Regions from separate parts of the Homo sapiens genome. Here region 2 is linked to region 1. A link is a contact called in ENCODE Hi-C or POLR2A ChIA-PET data. All regions are on one chromosome and are shown on one strand. The core of a region is the stretch at or near the end of the contact, and the rest is flanking DNA. Distances in the headings are between cores, read along the strand shown. Region 1 overlaps LINC02137 (long intergenic non-protein coding RNA 2137). Region 2 has its middle 4.4 kb from the start of NDRG4.

Region 1 (5,550 bases), core at 1,233-3,732:
GACAGAAGTGAACCTCTATTTCTGACACCTCCACCAGGCTTAGTTCTATATATAGCAGCCAGGAGCCAGTCCTTAGGAGCACAGGCTGGTCCTACAGCTTCCTGGCTGTGGAATGTTTGGCAAGCTGCTTACCCTCTCTGAGACGTCATGTCATACTCTGTGAAATTGGGATGATGCTGACCTCAGGATTCCTGTAAAGATTAAATAACAGAATATAAAGAAAATGCTTAATATAGTGCCAGACGCATGACTTAAGTTTAAGTGTTCAATACATGGTCATTATTATTATTCATGATGAAATTGTTATTATCGCATGAGAGATTCTTTCAGGCTTACCTGAGTCCTACCCTTTTCAGTCATTTCAGACTTTGTCATTGGACAAAATTAATTGTTGATGTTCTAGTGACATAATTCACGGGGCCTAGGCTGTTCTGCAGGCTGCCTAACAGGAGCTTTGACACTATGACACGCCTGTCTGAGACATGGTGTCTGCAGTGGCCTTGAACTCATGCAGACTATCCATGTAGCTCAGATAGTTCATGAACTCCTGTGAGCATTCCAGTGAGTCAGGTTGTGGATTTGAACTCCTAAAAGTGGAGACAGTAGGGCCGGGCGCGGTGGCTCATGCCTGTAATCCCAGCACATTTGGGGGCCGAGGTGGGTGGATCACCTGAGGTCAGGAGTTCAAGACCAGCCTGGCCAACATGGTGAAACCCCATCTCTACTAAAAATACAAAAATTAACTGGGCGTGGTGCACATACCTGTAATCCTAGCTACTCAGGAGGCTGAGGCAGGAGAATCACTTGAACCCAGGAGGCGGACGTTGCAGTGAGCCGAGATCGCGCTGCTGCACTCCAGCCTGGGTGATAGAGTCTAAAAAATACATAAATAAATAAATAAAAGTGGAGACAATAGATGAAGAAGAAACGTAATCGTGAGAGTCCCCAGGGCTATTGCATCAAACAAAGGTGCATAAGGAAGAGGTAGGTTGAGGAGGCCCTGACCCTTCTGGAAACATCAGTCATGACAGGCAGCGGAGTCACTACTGAGTCAGCAGAAGGGCAAGCTCTGGGTCCCCTGTGCCGCTGGGCTCTCTTCATCTTCAGCACTCTGCGGAGGAGGGGTGATGTTTGGGAGCAGGTTGGATTAACAGTGAAAAGCAGAACAGTGCAGAGAGCCAAGCTGTTGCCTGGGACAGGAGGCCTCTAAGAAAGTGTCCCCCCAGCCTTGCTCCTAATTACTTGAAACATGCTTCCTAAGTCACTGCCTTGTAAAATGGGCAGAAGATCACTGGCCTGCACCCAGGTCGGAGATGAGATAACCTTTCTAAAGATCTCAAATGAGCCTTCACTTCTCATCTGTAAACTCAGGCTGATATATCTAGTCAGGGTGTTTAATTGCAAGAAATAGAGACCTACTCTGGCTAATTGAAGCAGAAAAAGGCTTTGTTAAAAGGAGGATAGGCCGGGCATGGTGGCTCACCCTGTAATCCCAACACTTTGGGGGGCTGAGGCGGGCAGATCACTTGAGGTCAGGAGTTCAAGACCAGCCTGGCCGACATGGTGAAACCTCACCAAAAATACAAAAATTAGCCAGGTGTGGTGGCACACGCCTATAATCCCAGCTGCTTGGGAGGTTGAGGCAGGAGAATTGATTGAACCCAGGAGGCAGAGGTTGCAGTGAGCCGAGATCCTGCCACTGCACTTCAGCCTGGGCAAAAGAGTGAGATTCCGTCTCAAAAAAGAAAAAGAAAAAAAAAAAAAAGGAGGGTGGGCATCTCTTGGAATATCAGGTGCCAGGCCTGACACTGCTATGTTGGCCTGATGTTAAAACCACTACTGCCATCCCCCAGCACAGAAGCTGCAGCCAGTGCCACCCCTGGACGTGGTCACTGGGCACTGCCATCAGGAACTCAGCTGCTGCTTCCCCAGTCCTCACCGCAGTGGATTCTGTGTGGTCTTGGCTTCCTCGTGCCACTAGTTTCTAATTAACAACCAAGAACAGAACACGCCCAGGTGCAGTGGCTCACACCTGTAATCCCAGCCCTTTGGGAGGCTGAGGCAGGAAGATTGCTTGAGCCCAGGAGTTCAAGACCAGCCTGGGCAACATGGCAAAACCCTGTCTCTACAAAAAATGCAAAAAGTAACCAGTCATGGTGATACACGCCTGTGGTCCTAGCTACTCAGGAGGTTGAGGCAGGAGACTCGCATGAACCTGGGAGACGGAGGTTACAGTGAGATGAGATTGCACCACTGCACTTCAACCTGGGTGACAGAACAGACTCTGTCTCGGTAAATAATAAATAAATAAATAAGTAAATAAATAAATAAATAAATAAATAGAATGGGATGTCTGATTGGAGGAGCATAGGTCATATACTTTGGCAAAGCTGTAAGCAAAGCTGGGGAAAGATGTTTTCAGTTTCTCTAGTGGGAGGTGGGCTCTGCCTTGTAGAAAGGGTGTGTCAGCTGCTGGGGGCCAAGAGTGACCAGTGACCACTTCAGATAACAATGGTCTTGTGAAACTGTTGTAAGATGATGCACATGGACATTTGACTTGGAGCCTGGCGTGGAGGGAACATAGGGATCTCAACGATCCCTCGTTGTTGAGATTCATACCACACTGTAAATGTAAACCAGTGGTACTCCTCCATTCTTTAAATTTTTGATTTTTCAGCAGGTAAAAGACAAAAGGACCTTGAAAACAGTATGGCTTGCTGCCCTTCCACAGACAGAGGCAGCTCCAGTCCTGCTGCCAGGAGGACAGGTGACTGGGTTTTTCCATTGTGGTGATGAATTGGGCTGAGTCACCATCCCCTCGTGACCATGACTGGGAGCAAGTAGAAAGAACCAGCTGATGGAGTCAGAGGTGCAGATGATGAACCTGGGGCCAATGAATCTTCTTCCCTTAGCAGGGGTGGGGGAGATAGGAACTGTCTCCCCCTCCCCAGTAACACTCCCTACTTCCGAATCTTGAGCCACACTCAGGGAGAGAAGAGAGGCTCCTTTCTTTCCTTTCATAGTATTGATTGAGCGTCTTTTTGGTGTTGTGGGGTTCAATGGAGAACAGAGCTGATCAGGACATTGACCTTGACTTTAAGGTTCATGCACTGATGGAAACCAGCTCAGAGTCCCATAATCTCAGTACCAGGCCGACTCTACTAAGATGAGTAATTGATGTTACCATAGAGTGCAGTGGAGGCCTAGGGGACTCAGCAAGGGCTTCCTGGAGGAAGAGGCATCTGAGCCCCCAAGAGGTGGAAGATCAGCAGATGGAGATGGGAGGCGGACGAAAGGGAGAGAACATCCATCCATCCATCCATCCATCCTACACTGGATCAGCCAGGCCCTGTGCTGAGCTCAGGGAGGCACAGAGCTAAGCACATTGCAGCCCTGCCCCTCAATGGGAGCTCCTGAATTGAGGTGGAGAGGCCTGGGTATGCATGAGTAGATGGTGAGGAAGCTGGAACGAGGAAGCGGGTGGGGAAGAGTTCCCGGCCTCAGCCTGGCTCTGGAATTTCACCAGTTACCAGATTATCTGCTCCCTGCTCCTGGGCCACCGTGGACGACTCACTGGTTTTATTGCAATCCCCTTTCTCCCATGATATGTAAGGGCCCTTTGCCCTGCAGGGCCAGCCCCTTGCTATCCTGGTAACTCTGGACACCCCACTGTCTCCTCGGTTCCTGAGGACAGTAGAGCCCCCTCCAGTGCCATTTGCAAATGTCCCTCCACTTCCCCTGGAAACTTTAGCAGGCTCATGGAAACCCAGTTGGTGCTGAGTCAAGGCAAGAGGTGGAACTGATAATATTGTTTACAAATTATAATAGTTATGTATATTCAATGCATAAACCTTATGCAGGGGGAAAATAAAAATCACTAATAATTCCACTGCCTAACAATAGGCAGTGTTAACATTTTGGGGGTATGATCTTCAATGCTTTATATATATACATACGCACATACACACACACACACACACACACCACACATATACACACACACACACAAACACACACATATATACAGTGGCCCTCTGTGTCCATGGGTTCCACATCCATGGATTCAACCAACCACAAATCAAAAATATTAAAAAATAAAATAATGTAACTATAAAGTAATGCAAATAAAAAACAATACAGCATAACAACTATTTACACAGCATTTACATTGTATTAGTTTTTTTGTTTTTTTTTTTTTTTAGATGGAGTTTTTCTCTTGTTGCCCAGGATGGAGTGCAATGGCACGATCTTGGTTCACTACAACCTCCACCTCATTTCAAAGCCTGAGGTTTTGTTTTGATCTTGTATTATGGTGTGTGTGTGTTTTTATTGTTTGTTTGTCTGTTTGTTTTTGAGATGGAGTCTCCCTCTGTCACCCACGCTGGAGTGCAGCAGCCTGATTCTGGCTCACTACAACCTCCGCCTCCCAGGTTCAAGTGATTCTCCTGCCTCAGCCTCCGGAGTAGCCAGGACTACAGATGTGCACCACCACATCCAGCTAATTTTTGTATTTTTAGTAGATACAAGGTTTCACCATGTTGGCCAGGCGGTCATGAACTCCTGACCTCAAGCAGTCCACCCACCTCGGCCTCCCAAAGTGCTGGGATTACAGGCGTGAGCCACCGTGCCCAGCCTGATCTTTGTTATGGTTATGTAAGATGTTATCATTGGGGGAAATTGAATGAAGGCTACACTGGACCTCTCTGTACTAATTTTTTTGCAACTTCCTGTACATCTACAATCATTTCAAAATAAAACAACAACAACCAAAAAAAATTGAGGCAGGCCGGGGATGAACTATTTGACCTCAGTTTCAGAAGCTTCTGTTTTAAACTCTACACTTTGTCACGTGGACCAGAGCTAAGGTTTCCTTGTCTCAGTTTCCCTTGAAAGGTGGGACTTGGTCTAGGGAAAAGCACCCCTCATGGAGAGTGGCGGGTGACCATCCAGGCTCTCCTCCATCATAGTGCTCCTGCAGCCCAAATGTGTGCTTGAGGGGCTGACCTACCCTGCTCTCTGCAGGAGGGGAGAACCCGAAGGGGAAAAAGGGGAGGCACGGTTTCCCTTGTGGGCTCCAGGGAGTTTCTAGGACAGGTAGGAATCTGGCCGAAAGCAGACGAAAAGATGAGACTTGCTCTTTGGAGCTGGGCAAAGCCTTCTCTTTCCTTAGGAAAACCCGTATGTCCAGAGAAACATCTCTCCTGAAGAGCTGGAGAGGGGCCCCCTTTTGGCAGGCTCATCCTTCTTGGGTTGTCATTGGCCCAGCCTCATCTTGGGCCTGAGCTAAAGCCACCCACAGAGCTGGGCATGGGCCACTCCCCAGACCTGGGGCAGACTCAGCTCTATGGCTCACCACCCAGGGGCACTCTCCGTTCTCAGGGGCTGCAGCTTCCCCAGTGTCCTGAGCACCATGACAACAGGGTTGGGTTGAATCAGGTTTCAATCAAGTTTCCAAATAACAGAAACTGGGGAGCCAACTTAGAATGCTGGCTTGAGAGTCCCCAGGATCACCCTCAGGCTTCATGATTTGCTAGGACTCACAGAACTCAG
Region 2 (5,550 bases), core at 1,674-4,173, 36 kb before region 1:
GAAGAAGGAACACGCCACTCACCCCAGCCCATGCTGATGGCCCTGCATGCTGACTGGCTGCCCTTGGAGAAAGTGGTCATCTCTTCATCTCTGGGTACCTGCTGACCTGGTCGACACCTGCTATGTACACTATTGCTGGTCATGTCCTCTGCCTGGGGGCACCTATTCCATCTCTCACCTCTTACTCTGGAGGCCTAGGGAAGACTGACAGGCCCTGTGCTCCCCAGGGCAGCAGGAAGTAGAATGGGGAGTCCCCCTGGCCCGTCACCTCCTGGCCATGCTCCCCATTCCTGCAGGCACTGTGGCACAGGAAGAGGCTTGGAAAACTGAGGCACAGCCCTGCCCTCTGCCCACAATGCCCTCCCATGTCCCCCAAGGCCCCACCCAATCCTACGCCCACTCCAACCTCTGACCCCTGAGTGGCCTCTCCCCACCTTTGGACCCAGGTGACAAGCTGACCTGCGACACTGCCCACTCCAAGCCACAGCCTCCATGACTGCTCAGCTGTCTGCAAACCCACAGACGTGGGTTTAAGTCCTTCCTGGCCCCCTACCAGCCGGGTGACCTTGGGCAAGATTTTTTTTTTAACCTCTCTGTGTCTCAGGCTTCTAATTGTAAAGCAGGGACTGTGTGCCTTTCTCACCAAGCTGCTGTGAGAATCAGAAAAAACTGCAGAAATCACTCTAGATCTGACCCCACCCCTGCCCAGGTCCTGGCAGGGGAGAAATGAGGCAGCCTGTGTGCCTCTCCAAATTGTTGGCCCTTTTTCTGGTGGTTGTGCAGTTACAGTGGCCAGACAAGGCAGGCTCAGGTCTTGCCAGCCAAACCCAGGTCTTGCCAGCCAAACCCTGGTGCCACTCATAGCTCTGCCACTTCTTTGCTGTGTGACCTTGGGGAAGTCAATCAACCTCTCTGAGCCTCCGTATGTAAATGGGAGAAACAGCAGTGCCTACTGCACAGGCAGCTGCAAGGATAATACATATAATCCTCATGGACCTATGAGAAGGGATGAGGAAACTGAGAGTTGGAGAGGTTAGGTAATTTCCTCACTTGGCTAGTAAGCAGCGGCAGCTACTAGTACCCCAGCACTCTGGGTGGGCCTGAGGTCTCAGAATCAAGAGTGGCAAACACTATGTTCAAATGTCCTCCATGTGCCAGGCTTTCTTGGAGTGCTTTACCCATTCTCTCTATCCCTCTTTTTTTTTCTTCTTCTTCTTTTTTTGGAGACATGGTCTTGCTCTGTTGCCCAGGCTGGAGTGCAATGGTGCAATCTCTGCTCACTGCAACCTCCGCCTCCCGGGTTCAAGCCATTCTCCTGCCTCAGCCTCCCAAGTAGCTGGGACTACCAGCGCCTGCCACCACACCTGGCTAATTATTGTATTTTTAGTAGAGATGGGGTTTCACTATATTGGCAAGGCTGGCCTCAAACTCCTGACCTCAAGTGATGCACCTGCCTCAGCCTCCGAAAGTGCTGAGATTACAGGTATGAGTCACCACACCCAGCCTTTATCCTCTTTTTGGAAAATATTTTTAAGTATGGAAGGCTTCACGAATATGTGGGTCATTCTTGTACAGGGGTCGTGCTCATCTTCTCTGTATCATTCCAATTTTGGTATATGTGCTGCTGGGGCGAGCACTCATTTTCTCTCTTAATACCCTCTTTACAAATGAGGCAAATAAAGCACAGGGAGGTTTGGTAACCTGCCTAACATCACACAGCTAGTGGGCACAGAGCCAGGAACCACACCCAGGCAGTTTGGTGCTAACTCCACACTCTGGTGGCCACTCGTCACGGTCAGCTGAGTGTCCATATGAGGGGCCCATGGGCACCATCGCCTTAGAAACACTCGGGAGGTCCGTGCTGCCTGTCTCCCTGAAAATGCGGTAGACAAATGGAGTGACTTGGGCTGGAGGTCACATGCTTGGAAGTGGCGGGGCCAGAACCTAGGTCTGTCTGGCTCATGTTAGTCCCTCTGCTATACTACCTCCCCCACTGGCTGCCCCCACGGAGGCAGGGGACAGTGACAACGCCTGCCATAGTGAGCAGGAGATAAAATCCCTGCCAGGTCTTGGCCCAGATAACGACCATCCATTCTTGTGGCTGCTTTTCTAAAACAAAAAACGAAAAAAATGCTGCCTCCATGTGGTGTGACAGGAGTGGACAGGAAGGTGCCTTTTAATGCAACCTGCCTTTTACCAAGCAGAGGATCCTGAGAACCGGGGTCCCACACACCCTGGGCCCCGCAACTCCGGGGCTGCAGCTCAGAGGGCTCAGGGGCCAGAGGCAGCTTCGCAGCAGCAGTTGGGAACCCAGAGGTATGGTAGGGTCTCCTCCACGACTCCAGGATTCCCCTCTGCCTGTCCCCCACACCGTGGGCCTGTGTGCTGGGGCTGGCATCAGCACTGTTGGCGTCGGCCTCCCACACTGTGGGACCAGTGTGTTGAGGCACCGGCTGGCTGCTCTGAGATTTTACTTGGCCAACCCCCTCCTCCAGGGCCCATTTGCCTGCATAGCTCATCCTCATTTGCAGCATGGAGGACAAAGAAAATCCCCTGGTGAGCCTGCCCTGATCTCCGGCTGTCCCTTCCCACCAGCCTGGGCCAGCTCCCGACCACTTCCCTCCCATCCCACCTCCTGGGCTCCCATTCACTCCCCACTGCCGGAACCCTAGCCTCTCCTTCCAGCTCCAGAGCCCTTTGTGCTTGGAGATGGCATTCCCGGAGGATCTGAGCACATGTACATTGGCTGCCCTGAAGTCTCCCCTCTCGTCCTTGAAGTGGCGCGTGACCGAGGGACCAGCACACAGGCCCAGATTCTCACACTGATCCTCGCGTTGCTCCCACTGGGGGACGAGCCAAAGGGCAGCCCCGCCTCCGTGTCACCCCTGCATCCAGACCACTTGGCTGGTGCTGTCACGGGGCTTGGAGGCTGACCCAAAACCAGGTCAGGCCCAGGCAAGGACAGAGACTCGGGAGCTGCTTCCACCTTACCAGGAGGAAGGGTCTGAATTGGTTCAGCATGTCGGGATGGCCAGTGGGGCCCCAGAACCCAGCAGGGTTCCCTTGTGTCTGCTGTCAGGCATTTTCCCAGACCCGGAAATCAATGGTCACTGTGGGACTCAGAGGGGAGAAACGACTGGCCGAGTGAGCAACATCATCACCCGGAGGAATAAAAACAAAGGGCGCTTTCAGTTTCCACGGAGAACCTGGCATCAACTAAGGAGGACAGGGTTGTCCTGGCAACAGCTGTCATGGAAACAGGAGCTATTTTAGAGTCAACCTGCCTTTCATTGGAGGAAAATGCTGATTCAGATGACAACATCCCTCACTCTCTTTTCCATTCTCACTCCCCCTAGAGGCCCCGTCTCTTCCCTGCTGCTCGCAGAAGCAGGGCCAGTTCATCTCCCACCCCAGCATCTCTCTGTTAGGCAGGGGGCACACAGAAGGGCTGTGACCCTCCTCTGGGACCTGGCCAGGTGGGGTGAGGGGCTGCCAGCTGTCAGTCCCACATCTTGGGGGTCTGAGCCTTGACCTACCTTCCAGTCTGTGTCTGCAGCCAAGAGGAAGGCATCGGAGCTCTCCTAGGGGAAGGCAAACAGAGGGGGTGGCAAGTTAGGCCCTGGCTGGTCTGGGGAGCCCGTGGGGCCTTAGCAGACTCAATTTCTGTCCCCTAGTCTGTCTTTTCTCTTTTCTTTTCTTTTTTTTTTTTTTTAGAGACAGGGTCTCACTCTATCACCCAGGCTGGAGTGCAGTGGTGCAATCACAGCTCACTGTATCCTCCAACTCCTGGGTTCAAATGATCCTCCTGTCTTGGCCTCCTAAAGCGCTGGGATTACAGGCATGAAACACCGCACCCAGCCCACCAGTCTGTCTCAATGTTAACAAAAGTGACCAAGGGCTCACCGAAGTGCCAGGCATTGGCTACCAAGTACTTGGTGGAGGAGCGTGTGAGCGTCCTCATTAAGGAGGTGTGGATTCCATCTTACAGGCCACAAGGGTGAGGCTCAGAGAGGCTGTCACAGGGCTAGAAAGTGCTGGAATGTCCCACTGCAAATCCTTGCTGTTGGTCACTTTGCCCTTCTGCTCCCATAGATGTTTTTCATGGTCTGACCATCAGGCCACAAGGGTGGAAGGAAGGGAGGGAAGGGGGGAGGTGGGCGTGACTAACATGCCCACTTGTAGGGATGGGGAAGCTGAGGCCCACACAGTGAGGGGGAAAGAGGGACCTTTTCCAATCCACACAAAGTTACAGTGGCAGCTGCTCCCACCTCTCCAGACCTGGTCGCTTTGTGCCTCAGATCACTGGAGCTTACTTCACAGTGAACCGTTTGAGTCTGGCTAGTGCGTGTTCTACCCACCGGACCGCGGGCACCACGAGGGCGGGACCACATCTAGCTGTGCTCTCAGTATGATGCTGGCATGGAAGGGGCTCCCCAGACACAAACAGATCTGGATGAACAATCAGGCTTCACCGATGAGGGGAGAGAGGCTCAAAATGCACCCACAGGTTACGAGGCTGCACAGATGGCTGGGGAGGAGCGGGGGCTGGAACCCCGCGTCTGAGTTGCCAGGCTCTCCCTGAGGCCGAGGGGCCCACAGACACTCTGCGGGGGCCTGGCTCTGGCTGTGCGACTCACCCACTCTGGGTCCCCGTCTCCCCATCTGTACAACAAGACAGCTGGCCAGCTCAGACTCGGGCCACTTTCAGGCCTGGTGAGGGAAACTAATCAGGGACCAGCACACGTCCAGGTAAAGGAGAACTCACAGGTTCTGCCTTGCCTTCCCCTGCGTCTGCCTAGAAACCTCTCTGCCCCGCTCTGCGAGGCTGTGAACTCCCGGGCAGCTCACTCAGCCTCCGAGCCTCAGTGTTGTGAGGATTAGAGGAGAAGCTCAGTGTTGCCCATCGTTCTGCCCTTTGTATCCCAGCACTGGACTGTGCCTGCTACAGATCCTCCTAAGGAATAAATACATGGATTGGCCAGGCATGGTGGCTCATGCCTGTAATCCCAGCACTTTGGGAAGCTGAGGCGGGCAGATCACCTGAGGCCAGGAGTTCGAGACCAGCCTGGCCAACGTGTCAAAACCGTGTCTCTACTAAAAATACAAAAATTAGCTGGGTGTGGTGGCACATGCCTGTAATCCCAGCTGCTAGGGAGGCTGAGGCAGGAGAATCACTTGAACCTGGGAGGCAGAGGTTGCAGTGAGCTGAGACTGCACTACTGCACTCCAGCTTGCGTGATAGAGTGAGACTCTGTCTCAAAAACAAACAAACAAACAAAAACAAACCACGGATGACTGAGACAGTCACATGAGAAATAGGGTGCCACAGGAGGATGAGGGAAGCAGTCAGCTAGGTAAGTACAAGGAGGAAAATGACCCCAAATCACAGGAGTGGAAAGCAGAAGAATGAAACCAGTATTTCTGCCATTTTTCCCAAAATAAGGAAGAGTTCAGCCACCTGCATTCCAGCAGGCCAGGTGGTGGAGAAAAATCAGAGGGCACTAGGGGTTCCCATGCCCAAAGGGGAAAGCCAGGCTTTGGGCTGCCTGC

Evidence for each region. Hi-C counts contacts between places; a loop is a spot of excess contacts on that map. ChIA-PET counts read pairs that join two places held with the same protein, here RNA polymerase II (POLR2A). Pooled maps may share reads with other maps.
Region 2: a pooled map shows a loop between it and region 1 (4-fold over the local background). The contact joins two enhancer-like sites. A Hi-C loop is called at or near these places in 5 of 168 maps with a recorded cell type or tissue (Caco-2, heart left ventricle and vagina) and 10 of 50 pooled maps. POLR2A ChIA-PET finds 5 or more read pairs at or near these places in 4 of 52 experiments (BJ, H1, MCF 10A and 1 more).

Annotation. Positions count from the first base shown.
Region 1 is chr16:58,456,795-58,462,344 of GRCh38, reverse strand. LINC02137 (long intergenic non-protein coding RNA 2137) reads right to left here. Exons shown (of 4, transcript NR_187253.1): 3 at 763-874; 4 at 1-191. Among named protein-coding and RNA genes, the nearest start is that of LINC02137, 38 kb to the right of the region's middle. RefSeq lists an enhancer at 2,686-2,980. Within about 2 kb of position 2,482, at least 3 of the 41 ENCODE cell types and tissues checked have a DNase peak (open chromatin) inside an H3K27ac peak, as active enhancers do.
Region 2 is chr16:58,492,995-58,498,544 of GRCh38, reverse strand. It overlaps a transcript of NDRG4 not described here and the pseudogene RNU6-103P. Among named protein-coding and RNA genes, the nearest start is that of NDRG4, 4.4 kb to the left of the region's middle. RefSeq lists enhancers at 1,803-2,358, 2,359-2,914 and a silencer at 5,526-5,550. Within about 2 kb of position 2,923, at least 10 of the 41 ENCODE cell types and tissues checked have a DNase peak (open chromatin) inside an H3K27ac peak, as active enhancers do.